Regions from separate parts of the Homo sapiens genome. Here region 2 is linked to region 1. A link is a contact called in ENCODE Hi-C or POLR2A ChIA-PET data. All regions are on one chromosome and are shown on one strand. The core of a region is the stretch at or near the end of the contact, and the rest is flanking DNA. Distances in the headings are between cores, read along the strand shown.

Region 1 (6,354 bases), core at 2,454-4,953:
GCATATGAGAACTTATCCATTCCCAAGTAGAATTATCATGCCGGGAACATTTTGTTCTTTATTGCAGAGGAAGTATAAAGCCAGACTCTTAAATTGTTCTCAACAAGGTGTTCAGGAGAAAAGGAGGTTCAGTAGCCACGAAAAGATGGAGATACATACACTAATCTAAAGTTCTTTCTGTTGAGGAGTAAACAAGAATAGACTTGAGGAAAGGGCAATCATTAAAGCCGTGGTGACTGTAGCAGAATAGCTTGGTGAAACCTAAGTTTTCAAAGTAAGAATCTTTTCCAATGAGGAAAACAGCAGCTGACTGACACAAACACAGACCCTCCTTGATTTTAAAGGAGTTTGATCTTCATAGTCACTTTTAGCACACCAGAAAGTATTATTTCCCTCACATTTTTGCTGGTTGTTTTTTTTTTTTTTTTTTTTTTTTTTTTTTGGCAATCAAGACCTACAATAAGACTTTACCTCTCTGGATTTCATAATACAGGAAACTTTTTTTTTTGTTACTTTTTTTTTGTTGTTGTTAGTATTTAGTGACAGGGCTCAAACTGGCTGGGAATGTTCTGATAGACTCTTAATCTTCAGGTGTCTCAAACTGAACATAAAAGAGTTTGAAAAGTATTTCTTATTGAGATGACCAAGTCGCTTTTCTTTAACCATCAAAATGGTAATCATGATTAAAATCTGTGATCAATTTTAATTGTAGCAATGAAATGACAACCAACTTCTCCATTTCCACTAGAAAAATTTTAGAGAGTAAGAACATAAAAAGAGAACCTAGTGTCGGAACATCTCAAATTGTAAGGCTAGCCAGAATGAAGTAAGTTTTGTTAGAGCCAGGTGTATTCTCTTTGTAGTCTCTACATCAAGGGGCTATAATGGGTGTCTGAAGAAAAATCACGGGTTGATTTTATCCTTTATATTTAACATGCTGTCAAATTTATATTTCCACATTACTGCAATATGGGGATCACTGGGAACTGTGACTAACACTTTTGTCTATGTACAATAGTGTGGCATCTATAATAATTCTCTAACTCCTATTCACATCAACAAATGTGTATTGAGAACATACTCTGTGAAAGATACGCTGAAAAGAGTGGTGGGGCATGCCAAGAAGCAGTAGGTGATTTACCTAGAAGCTAATGTAAATTTAGGGCTCTTCCCCTAAATGACTCCCTTGCAAGAACCTAGCAGGGATGCTAGCAGTTTTTAAATTCATAGTTATTATTTTCCATTAAAAACACTTCCACAATTGCATGATCTTTAGGCTCCACAAAATCTAAATGGGCTGCCCTATCATCTCCCACTAAAGTTTAGTGGAAGCATCTGAAAACTTAGCACCATTTTTCTGTTTGAAAGTGTTGCAAGAACCACAATGAGGAGCCAATTGACAATGCTGCTAGAAGTTTGGAGACTTAAGGGAGAGAAAGAACGTGACCTAGGCAGCACTGTAAATATTGTGATGAAACGTAATAATTTAATGAGGTCTGTTTTACCATTTTGGACATCTATATTTAAGATTATTTTTAATATGTGAAAGTTCTTAACATTAATTTAAACCATTTGGAATTTTTTTTGCTACCAAATATATGGAGTCTAAAGTAAAAGAATATAAGTGGAACAATATATAATTTGTCTAATACATAGACAAGTATAATGTATTTGTTGACAAAATACATTAGTATTTTATGTTGGGCAGTATGTACAAATTTTACGTACATCAAACTCATAATGAACCTATGAGATAGGTACCATGATTATTTCTGTTTCACAGAGGAACCTGAGGAATGGAGAGATTAAATAATTTTCTGATAATTATATGACTTGTAATCATTTAAAATCTCATCAGAAAAAAAACTGTTTAGCTATAATAAAAACAAGAACTCTTTCGGGATCTTGATTTGGAATTCTAAATCAGTAACACCTCCCTTGAAAGCAATTTAGCAATATCATTTTTTAACTAAAATTTTCATACCTTTGACCCCAAATTTTATTTCTAGGAGATTAACATAAAGAAATCATCTAAAATTAGACAAAGATGTATATATATAAATGTTCTCTTTAGCATCATGTATAGTAAGAAATAATGAGGAATTAAAATTAAAGATACGTTATTATATCGGAATGGTGAGCAAATATATATGTTAGAGTGAAATACAGCCATTACAAGTTTTGTTTTACATTTTGCCTAATATTATAATATAAAATCATTGAACATATAAAAATGCATATTTTTAAAAAGACTGGAAAAATATGTTAAAACGGTAATAATTGCTTGAGATTATGGCCATACAGGTGGGAAAGTTCTATATGCAGCTGAAGGTATGAAGTTGGAACTGGGTAGTAAGTAAGACGTATCTGAAACTCAATATAATGATGAAATCATGAAAATAATGATGAAAGTCAAAGTAAATCATTCAGGATTAGATGAGATGGTAGTATGCTTTTTTTTTTTCCAACGTTGTGAAGATTCCCTGGACTTTTGAAATCTTCTAAGTTTGTGTTGCATTTATAATAAAATGATTTTAAAATGGGGGATCGGCCGGGCGTGGTGGCTCATGCCTGTAATCCTGGCACTTTGGAAGGCCGAGGTGGGTGGATCACTTGAGATCAGGAGTTTGAGACAAGCCTGGCCAACATGGTAAAACCCCATCTCTACTAAAAATACAAAATTTAACCAGGGATGGTGGAGTGGCGCCTATAATCCCAGCTACTCGGGAGGCTAAGCAGGAGAATCACTTGAACTCCAGAGGTGGAGGTTGCAGTGAGATGAGATCGCACCACTGCACTCCAACCTGGGCAACAGAGTGAGACTCTGCCTCAAAATAAACAAATAAATAACAACAAATGAGGGCATTGAAAACTGAAGATGTTGAAGAAGGATTTCAGGTTCTTAAAATATCAATGAGATTCATATGAGAAAAGAGGGTGAGGGCAATCCAGGGCCAGTAGCAGAATGAGTAAAAGCTTGCAGTAGCAAATGTGCAAGTTGCATCTGTGAGCAAATGTCCGAATTTCATGAAATTCAGGATTCCCTATATAAAGATAGAAAATAAATTTTATCTATTTGTGTAAATCCAATTATTGTGGCATTTTATGCCATCTTTGGAGTCTAAATCTTATCCAGTAATAATCATGGGTCCATATAGGCTTTTGAGCCAAAGACTAGCATGTAAAACCGGCCTTGCAGGAAGATAGATGGAGTAGCAGTAGGTAGAAGACACAGGAGCCATAGAAGACTGAGAGAAGTAGCACTCTGCCATAGTTTTCAACACATATGATGATTAATTTTGAAACTACAGTAGTTAATGCATGATGTTGAATGTACAGCCCACCATCATGGTCTGGCAAAGAATGTAAGACTCCAGAGAAACAACTGGATTTGATGCAAATAAATGTATGAAATGAAAATGATGAAAGAAGAATAAGCATTTTGGAGACTCTGAGTTCCAGTGAATTGAATGGTATCATCTACTTTTAAAATAAATAAATAAATAAATAAATAAATAAATAAATAAATAAAGGCAGCGGAGAGAGAGAGAGAGAGAGAAAGTCACAGCTTATTTGAGATGAAAATGATCTCAAATTTTAATATGTTTAGTTTGAGGAGATAGTGCACAAAGGGAGTAAGTCCCAAAAGCAGCTGAGATATATAGAATTTTGAAGCTGGGGTAAACGAAACAAAAGTTTCTCTTATGACTCAAACGAACTCGCTGAGCCAGGAAAAGGAGAAAAAACAAAAAAAAACAATCAACTTTGCCTGGTACCATCAGAGGGTGTTAGCAGTTACTCATTTTAAGTGTCACTTTGCAAACAGACTTAAACCAACCTTTTGGAACCTAACCAAAGCATAAATAGAAGAAGTTCTGTAAAGAGGAGGGCTATCAACATGGAAGTGAAAGTCAAAACCATGAGTCACAGTTGATTCAGGGAAAGCATACAAAAGAGAAAGAGAAATGGCCAAGAATTAAACTCTGGGAACATTCACAGATAAGAAAAATATAAGGAAGAATTTAATTTCAAAATACAGTTTCTTTAACTACCCAAAACTCAGAGACATGAGGCCAAATTTGGTCAGATCAAATGTGGAAAACCCACACTGAAACACTGGAAAGAAAAAGCCGGAGAAAAACCAAAACAAATCTTTTAAATCAGAATTTGGAGTACGTTGTTTACTGGAAATCAAGAAACTCTCAAAATCAACCAGTATATGACTGTATGTCACAGAAGAAATTTATTACTAAAACAAAAATTCTCTGGGGAAAATAAAAAGCAGATACATTTTAGTTTCAAATTCAATTACAAAGATATTAAGACTAAAAAATATATTTACCTGTGGAGTAGCCCAATTAGCTGAATTAACCTGTAATATTAAATTTGAAATGATTATATTTTTCTTCAAAAATCACATATGTAAATAAAAATACATTAAAAATAATAAATAAGTCCAAAGTTTAAATGCTTTTATATGTATTTTTTTCAGATGGTAAATATAGTGAACTGCTTTCTCTGTAAATGTTCCTCCTCTATCCATCATGTCAGAAAGATCCACTATACTCTTTCTCATAGACTCTCACATTTATGGATTCTCAAGAACAATTTCACTTTCACTGGAATTAAAGCAAGTATGTTCTTTTTCCTGATGGCCAAATCCCAAGAGATTTAGTTAAATTGAAGTTGGGCAAAGGTACTAAGTCTCAAGAGCACTTATTGGGAATCTGTGGGTGTGTCTTGTCACCAGGGTTACAGTAAAACATGTTTCCAAGCTTGGAGGTAAGCAAAAGTGGCTCTAAAAACAATTATAAGTTTTAAACTTGCTTTAATGTGGTAACCAAAAAGAGTAAGGCTACTTTAACGTATTTTTATTTGAATTTAACAATTGCCCACATTTTTCTGTACTTTTTTCAAATCATATTTTCAAGAAATAAAGCAATGAAGATAAATTTAAAGTCCTTCATATCTACCTCCACCCCACTTTCACTCTTTTCCTCCCTAAAGGCAAACTTCAGAAACTAAATAAATATTCAGCCTCACCAGTAACCAGGGAAGTACAAATTAAAACCATGAGATACCATTTCACATGCATCAGATTGCCCAGCATTTATAAAGCCTGACAATGTCAGGCTCTGGTGAGTCTGTGAGAAAACAGGGATCCTCTATCCATATGATGGGAATATAAACTTGGAACTATCACTTTGGGGATAAATTTGCCAGTATCTTGTAAATGTAGAATGTGTTTACTCAATGGCAGGGCAATTCCACAGATAGATTGAGAAAATATTCTTTCCTTCTTCTGGGCATATAGAAGGATTAAACTCCTAGTCCCCATGTCTTTGGGTGGGACTAGTTCTAGCCAATAATTTACAGTCAAACAATGTTGTCATGTGTTGCTGGATATGTAATTGCCAGTGTAAGACTCTCAAGCTCCATCTTGCCTTGTGAAGATGATCTTGGAAGCATATGCTAATGTGTAGGGGACACAAAATCAAGTCAGCCTCAGAATGCTGAGCCACATACATGGTCAGGAGCTGTCCTCAAGGATCATCTGAACCTGTTAACAGATTTTATGTGAGAAAGATAAAAAATTTCTCTTGTGTTAGGCCACTGAGGTTTGGAGGTTGCTTCCTATGGCAGCAAAACTAGCTTATCCCAGCAAATACATAAATTTACACACCAGACAAAAATTCTTACTCATATACACAAGAAGACACAGGCACAAATGCATCCTTTATAATAAAAGAAAATTGAAGAATGTTTCAGTTTATGAGTAGTGCAGTTAATTGTGGTATACTTTTATGTTTTCAACCAAAAACATAAAATAATTTATGTGTATATGGATTAATCCTGAAACAAATTTTTGAGACAAACAAGTTGACATATGATATGCACAATACAGTAATGCTAGAAAATAAGCTCTATTAGCACAGGATATTGTTTCAGTAACTACCATATTCCCACTGTTTAGAACAGTTCCTGGCAGGTGACAGCAATAACTCAATAAATATCTTTTAAGTGAATAAATTATTATTTTGCAATGTTTAGAAATGTAGTATATACTATATAATACCTAGGGATCATATATGTAATAAACATTTATGAAACATGCTGGAACTTCATTTTATTAGTTCATTTTAAGTCCCACAGAGTAATTATAAGGGTAACTCCATTGACTTGTAAACCCCAAATTAAGCTTTCCTTGTATTAGGACATTCTGATTTGACATTTGCTGTTGACATTACTTCAGAGCCAGTCTCCTCACTAGTAAAGGACTGAAACAGTATCTACTGCACAATATTCTTGTGAGGATGAAATTAGATGGTATGATCAGAGTGCTCAGAACAGAGA
Region 2 (6,354 bases), core at 1,441-3,940, 110 kb after region 1:
ACAAGAGTAAGAACAGGTTTAGGTCAGAAAAGATAACAATAACAGGTTGTTTTTTTTTTTTGCTTTGTTTTTTAATACGGGGATTTGTGGAAATTTTTAATACAGATATTTTTTAGCAAGTTGCTAATCCTCTGTCTAAAGTGATTTAATGGCTTTCCTGATCTGTGAAAGATTGTCACATAGTTGGTTATTGAACCAGTGAACATAAATATAATTATCCAGTTAGAGGACAAACACTCTAGTGAATATGTGGCATCTACCTCCAGGGGCCCACAGGAGAAATAAGAATAGTGAGGTGGAGAAAAGAAAAACTTGAAGGATAGAGAATTTGTGAGTCTCAGCCAAGAAAAGAATAGTTTTAAGAAAGAAGTTCTGGTAATTTCTGTCTTCTATTATGGTAATATCAAAGAAGATGAGAACAGAAAAAATATTGGTATTTTTTGAGCAATTAGGTCATTTGTACCCTTGAGAAGGTAAGGAAGGAGGAGAGGGGAAAGCCATATTTTTTGCTAACAAGAAAGAATTAGGGTTAACAACAACAAAAAAAAGGAGTTAGAAGTACAGACTAAATCATCCAAGCAAGAAAGGAGAGAAATCAGATGGTCACTACAATAAGGTAACAAGAAATATACTTCTCAAGGTCGAGGAGAACCTTCTAATAAGAGATGATCAAGGATAATACAGTATCTCTTACGGCCAATCAAACCATAGATCCCTTCAACCTCTTCCACTTGCAACCCATCCAAACTCTGTCTCGTTCACTCTCCTTCACTAGGAGACACACTTCCTAGTGAAGCCATGACAAAGTTGAACAGGTTAAGTGCATCCATCCTGACACATCTGACACAGGACATCAAGGTGGCCACAATACCTTCCAAATCTTAGGATTCACCTTCATGACATATGGAAAGAGCTATTTCTACTAAGCTGAGAATAGCAAGTGTGGCCTGGGATGCAAGATCTCTTTGGTTTAAAAGAGAATAGAGCCTCATTTCTCACATGGGAGCTAGCTCTGTCCTAGAATGCTGTTGAAGAGAGGTGATGCTAAGTCATGTATCCAGACCATACAAGCCCAGGCTAATCACTGAGCATGTATGTATATTGGTGCAGAAATTAGTAAACCACGCAAATATAAAGGTTCAGTTCTTTTTCATCTTTGTGTTCCTGGAACCTAACACAATTCCTACCATGGAGCTTCAGTTGTTTTTTGTTGAATTGAACTAAATTGTCTAAACCTTTATTGCATCTAAAATTACTCTATCAAACAACATATTATAGTGCCAAGAGTACAGGTCTAAGACAGAAGGTTAGGGTTTCAGCTCTACTCTGTAACTTTTTGATAAGCCTTTTTTTAATAGTCTTGTCACCTATATTCCCATTCTGCCAGCTTCACAGATTTTTAGATGGGAACACATGAAAAATGCATGTGAAAATGTTTGGTATATTTTAAAATATTATACAAATATTAAGGCACATTTTATTACTATATTTAAGGTAATCAGATGTTGACATCAAATGTGCATATTTTTCTCTAAGTTGGCCTAGGTACAATTATTATCTTTTTCTTATTTACCGCTGTTTATCTAATCCTTATTTGAAATCTGCTAAATTATTTGCCTATTTATCATGGTGGCCCTAATTTGGAATACAGAAACTAATGGCATTGGAAAATTGCACTGAAAAGAGTCACCCATGTACTGTGATAGATCATAAATATGGATGACTAGAAAGTAAGATGCTTCGCTTAAGATGCAAATTAGCAGAGAATGAGATGCAGTGAGTTGTGCATCAGAGATTCAAATCCTGATGGAGAAGTCCCTGTAGGGTCACCAGACAAAAAGCAGGTTTCTTCTGCCACTCCCCAGCGAGGCTGTAGACACTATCATGGCCTGTCACACAACACTAATTGAACAGTATACTAATAGAAAAGAAAGTATGCCAGCCACATCCCTGAGTGAAGAGCTGCAAAGTCAGTCTAAAGAGGCACACTACACAAGAAGCACACAGGCCCAGAACCGCAACCCAGAGATCTGCAGTCAGACCAATCCCAGCAGCAGAGCAGCTGAGAAAATTAGAAAAGCAGAAAGGGAGAAATGGAGGCTTTGCGGAGAATGCAAATAGTTATAATGGGGGTGACTAGTTCTCAAGGGAAATAGTGGTGCTGTGCAATCCAACCTTTCCCCTCTGCCTTCCCATAACTTTTGCTAAGTGTATCCCCAAGTCCCCCATCCTGCCACAACCACCCCATCATCTGAGTCTTACCTCAGATGATGAGATTCCTGGTGTAATATATCAGACAACAGAGGTTTGGAATCTGTTTATTCATGCAGACATGGTAATAGTGTATGAATATGCAATTTCTAGTAGGGCCAATAGCAGAGAGAGGGTATAAATTTAAAAGTCAAAGAGAAAGAGAGAGAGATCACCATGTAAAATAAAACTCCAAAGGATCTGCTATAAAAACCCTCAATAGAGACAGAATGTAACAGAGAGCATAGTTTTGGTTTTATGTGCACTGGAATAGCTTCCTTTTCATTGCTCTGTTCCTCTGCATACCTTCTCTCCACTGCCTGTTATGAGTCTCTTCTCAGAACTAGTGTTACAATCCAAACAGGCCTTGTTCTTTGAAATGCAGCAGAAAAGAAGGCCAAGAAAAAGAGGAAACATGAGAAAGTAAGAATGAGAACAGAAAGTAAGAAGGAACGAGGGGTTATAAAAGAACCAGGGTTTTGTTGTCATGCCTCCATTTGCCTATACACTTCTCACAAATTCTGACACACATGCAGGGCCACATGATCAGGACTGCAGTCTTGGGGATGCCAGGCAAAGTAACAAGCATCTCTCAAGTCTGTCTTAGCTGACCCTTTTTCTAGCATCCTCATCTGTCAAGCCAAACTGCAAATTTCACAAAAGCAGGTCACATCACAAGCTTTCTGATACTTCCTGCTTCTGGTGACAAGTTGAAATCCCCAATGAAACTGCCTGTCTCTAGAACACAGGAACCTGGAATTTTAAAAAAGCAAAAATGGAAGATAAACAAGAACTTTCAGAACTTCCACTCACTCAGTGAATCATATTTTACAAACATTTTAAATATCTTTTTAATAAAGGGGAAATTAGATTCAAAAATATGGGATTTACCCAAATCATGTTTAACACAAATAGACTTGAAGTACTTTAAGTCCAACGGCCAATTCTCATTTCTCTTAAATGCATGAATGGATATATCAAATGATACATATCCACTAAGAGATCTTCATTAGGCCTCAACTATAATAAGCCTCAATAAGTCAAAATCTTACCGTCAGGAATACCATCTATAATAGCTACAATCTGGTGTAGGGGAGAGTCTACATCAAATTAAGATGCCTAGAGTAACATCCTATGAAAAAAAACTCAGAGTCCATAATCAGCATGGGAAACAAATTCCAGATCCTGACAAAATAACCTGGGTGTGATCTCCACGTGAGGAGCTATCAACAACAGCTACATAGCACTTGTCAAAGGGGGACAAGTGGTAATAATAGTAGCCAACATTTATTGAGCTCTTACTATGTGTCAGGCATTAAGAATTATCTCATGTAATCCTTATCATAAGATCATGAGATAAGTATTATAATTACCAAATTGAGTTCAGGCCTTAATTTGCTGAAGGCCATACAGTGAATAACTGGTGAGATCAGGCAGGTTTCAAATCCATATACTTGTTGCCAGAGCCTCTACTAACCCATTTGCTAGACAACCACAGGTGGCTGCTCCTCCGACCTCACCACTCATGGGTCAATCTTTCCATGTCCCTCAATCATCTACTCTTCTGCACGGGCCTCTCCTCTCTAGCGTGTGGCTTTCCTTCTTTAAGACTATCTTTGTCTCCATTTATTTCTCTTTCTTTTTCAACATTTCTCTTCTCTCACTCTCTCACTCTCCCTCACTCCCCATTTCTTTTTTCTTTCTTTTCTTTTCTTCTTCTTTTTTTTTTTTTTTTTTTTTTGGATTAGGTCATACTCTGTTGTCCAGGCTGAAGTGCAGTGGCATGATTATGGCTCACTGCAGCCTCAATCTCCCAGGCTCAAGTGATCCTCCTGCCTCAGCCTCCTGAGCAGCTGGGACTACAGGCACACTCCACTGTGTCTGGCTAATTTTGGAGGTTTTTCGTTTTTTGTTTTTTGTGGAGACAGAGTTTCACCATGTTACCCAGGCTGGTCTCAAACTCCTGAGCTGAAGCAGTCCACCTGCATTAGCCTCCCAAAGTGCTGGGATTACAGGCATGAGCCACTGTGCCTAGTTCCTTACTCCCTTTTTCTAAATCAAACTAAATATGCAGTTGAAGTAAGTTCTTAAAATGGTGACTCCATTATATATCCCTTGTTCTTAATTTAAAATGGATATGGGAGAAGGAGGTACCTTTTTATACATCTATGTTTCTTCTCCCACAAAAGAAAATGTCAAAACAAAGTTGCTGTTTACTTCTGTGTGGCCCTTCACTGATCTGTTTCTTAAGTCAAGACTTACTGGTAAGGCAAACGGTTTCATACTACCCACAATTGGTGTTAGGGACTGAATTGTGCCCTGCAAAAATTCATATGTTGAAACCCTAACCTCCCATTAGATTATACTGGAGATAGGTCCTTTAAGGAGGTTATTAAGGTTAAATGAGGTCATAAAGGTAGAGCCCTGATCTGATAAAACTTGTATAATTGTAAGAAAGAAACACCAGATCTCTCTCTCTCTTTCTCTTTCTCTCTCTCTCATTCTCTCTCTCTCCCTCTCTCTCTCTCTCTCTCTCTGTCTGTCATATGAAGAGATAGAGAAAGCAGCCGTCTGGAAGCCAGATAGAGAGCCCTCACCAGGAACCAAATCAGCTGACACCTTGCCTCCAGAACTGTGAGAAATAAATGTCCGTTGTTTAAGCCACTGAGTCTATGGTATTTGTCTTGGCAGCATGAGCTGACTAATACAATTGTTTTTAAAATATAGTCCTTCTTTATGAAAAAAGTTCACATTTTAAAACATTAGTTGTGTGATTTCAAGTTGAGCATTCACATCATTACTGAGCATGTTTGAACTTACTGAGCCTGGACAAAGAAGCAGCATAGTCCTAAGATACTTATACTTAAAACTGATCCATTATTTAAATCATTTGTCCAAGAGTTACCTGGCCATTTAAGATAGAAAGCCATTTTTCTGAAAAACTGAGATTTTGACAGAGGTTACCTGGATCCTTCCCACAAGAAACAAGAAGAAAAAAGACAGAATTCACTTGATTTATTTACATGTAAGTTTGGAATGCAGTGACTTTTTTCCTGAGTTATTTTATTCACTATCCAGTAGATGACCCTGCTACCAATTCCATCCACATCTGATAAAAGAAAAATAAATCACTTGCCCAGCTATTGGATCCAGAAACTAAGAAGAACCTAACATAAGAAAAATACTCTTTTTCAAAGTTTCTTTATTTTTCCAAGCTAAGAGTAGTGTGAATAATACTGCTGTGCAGCCACTCATTGGAGCTGTTGAAACATCAAATGACTTTAGAAAAATGACAGTGGTTCTAATTATTTCTCCACTGGGAATCTTTGGCTTCATTAAAAAAGGTAAATGGGTGGTTTGTTGGGCAAATGGCAAAATAAAACAAAAACGATACAGAGAATACCTCCAACCAGCACCTCCTTCTAGGTTCATGAAAGTTCAACACAATGTTGTGTGGTGACCTGTCGGATCACCTTTGAGAGGTGGAGAGTCACTGTGAACTCCAGCCTTCTCTGCCCATGAGATAAGCAGAGGAACTTGAGAAGAGGAAGCCTTGTATCTGAGCCTGACTCAGACATGCTTTTTCTGATTCAGCCATAACCTTTGCTTGGAAAACTGTACGTCATGGCCTTGGCGGGTCCCCAAGCTTCCTCCTTTGCAGTCTGCTATTTTTCCTCTAGCCTACCCAAAATAGCTGGGCAGAGATTTAGTACAGTTGGGATGCCAGTGTTTATAGGCCCAAGTGTTTCTGAGTTTCTTTCTGTGGGCAAGCACAGGTTTCTGCAGACCGGCAAGAATAAAAGGAAAGGTGGTTCTGGCCTTTTGGTTTTGCTTCCTAGAAAAGTTATAGATCCACTTTTCCTTCTCCAAAGAACCCCAGCATTAGAAAACCCTTACCATGTTTAACCTCCCCCTGTATCTTTTTTCATGTTCTGAAGAATTCTTTATCCCATTCTGAACCCAAGGGCTTAGAATTACAGTGTATCTTTACTAATGTAGTTAAATATATTTGTTTTCTAGGAACCTGCAAAGACAAAGAGGTTTAGAAGCTTCCTTCTGGAAATATTTCCGGTGTATTATTTCTAGTATTCTATTTTTAAATGC

The links. Hi-C counts contacts between places; a loop is a spot of excess contacts on that map. ChIA-PET counts read pairs that join two places held with the same protein, here RNA polymerase II (POLR2A). Pooled maps may share reads with other maps.
Region 2: a pooled map shows a loop between it and region 1 (2.6-fold over the local background). The contact joins two enhancer-like sites. A Hi-C loop is called at or near these places in 2 of 37 single-sample maps with no recorded cell type and 5 of 50 pooled maps. POLR2A ChIA-PET finds 5 or more read pairs at or near these places in 1 of 52 experiments (GM12878).

What each region holds. Positions count from the first base shown.
Region 1 is chr5:90,017,493-90,023,846 of GRCh38, forward strand. No RefSeq gene overlaps it. Among named protein-coding and RNA genes, the nearest start is that of MIR3660, 4.0 kb to the left of the region's middle. Within about 2 kb of position 3,704, at least 7 of the 41 ENCODE cell types and tissues checked have a DNase peak (open chromatin) inside an H3K27ac peak, as active enhancers do; they include GM12878, where a contact is called at or near this core.
Region 2 is chr5:90,129,246-90,135,599 of GRCh38, forward strand. No RefSeq gene overlaps it. Among named protein-coding and RNA genes, the nearest start is that of MIR3660, 120 kb to the left of the region's middle. Within about 2 kb of position 2,691, at least 2 of the 41 ENCODE cell types and tissues checked have a DNase peak (open chromatin) inside an H3K27ac peak, as active enhancers do; they include GM12878, where a contact is called at or near this core.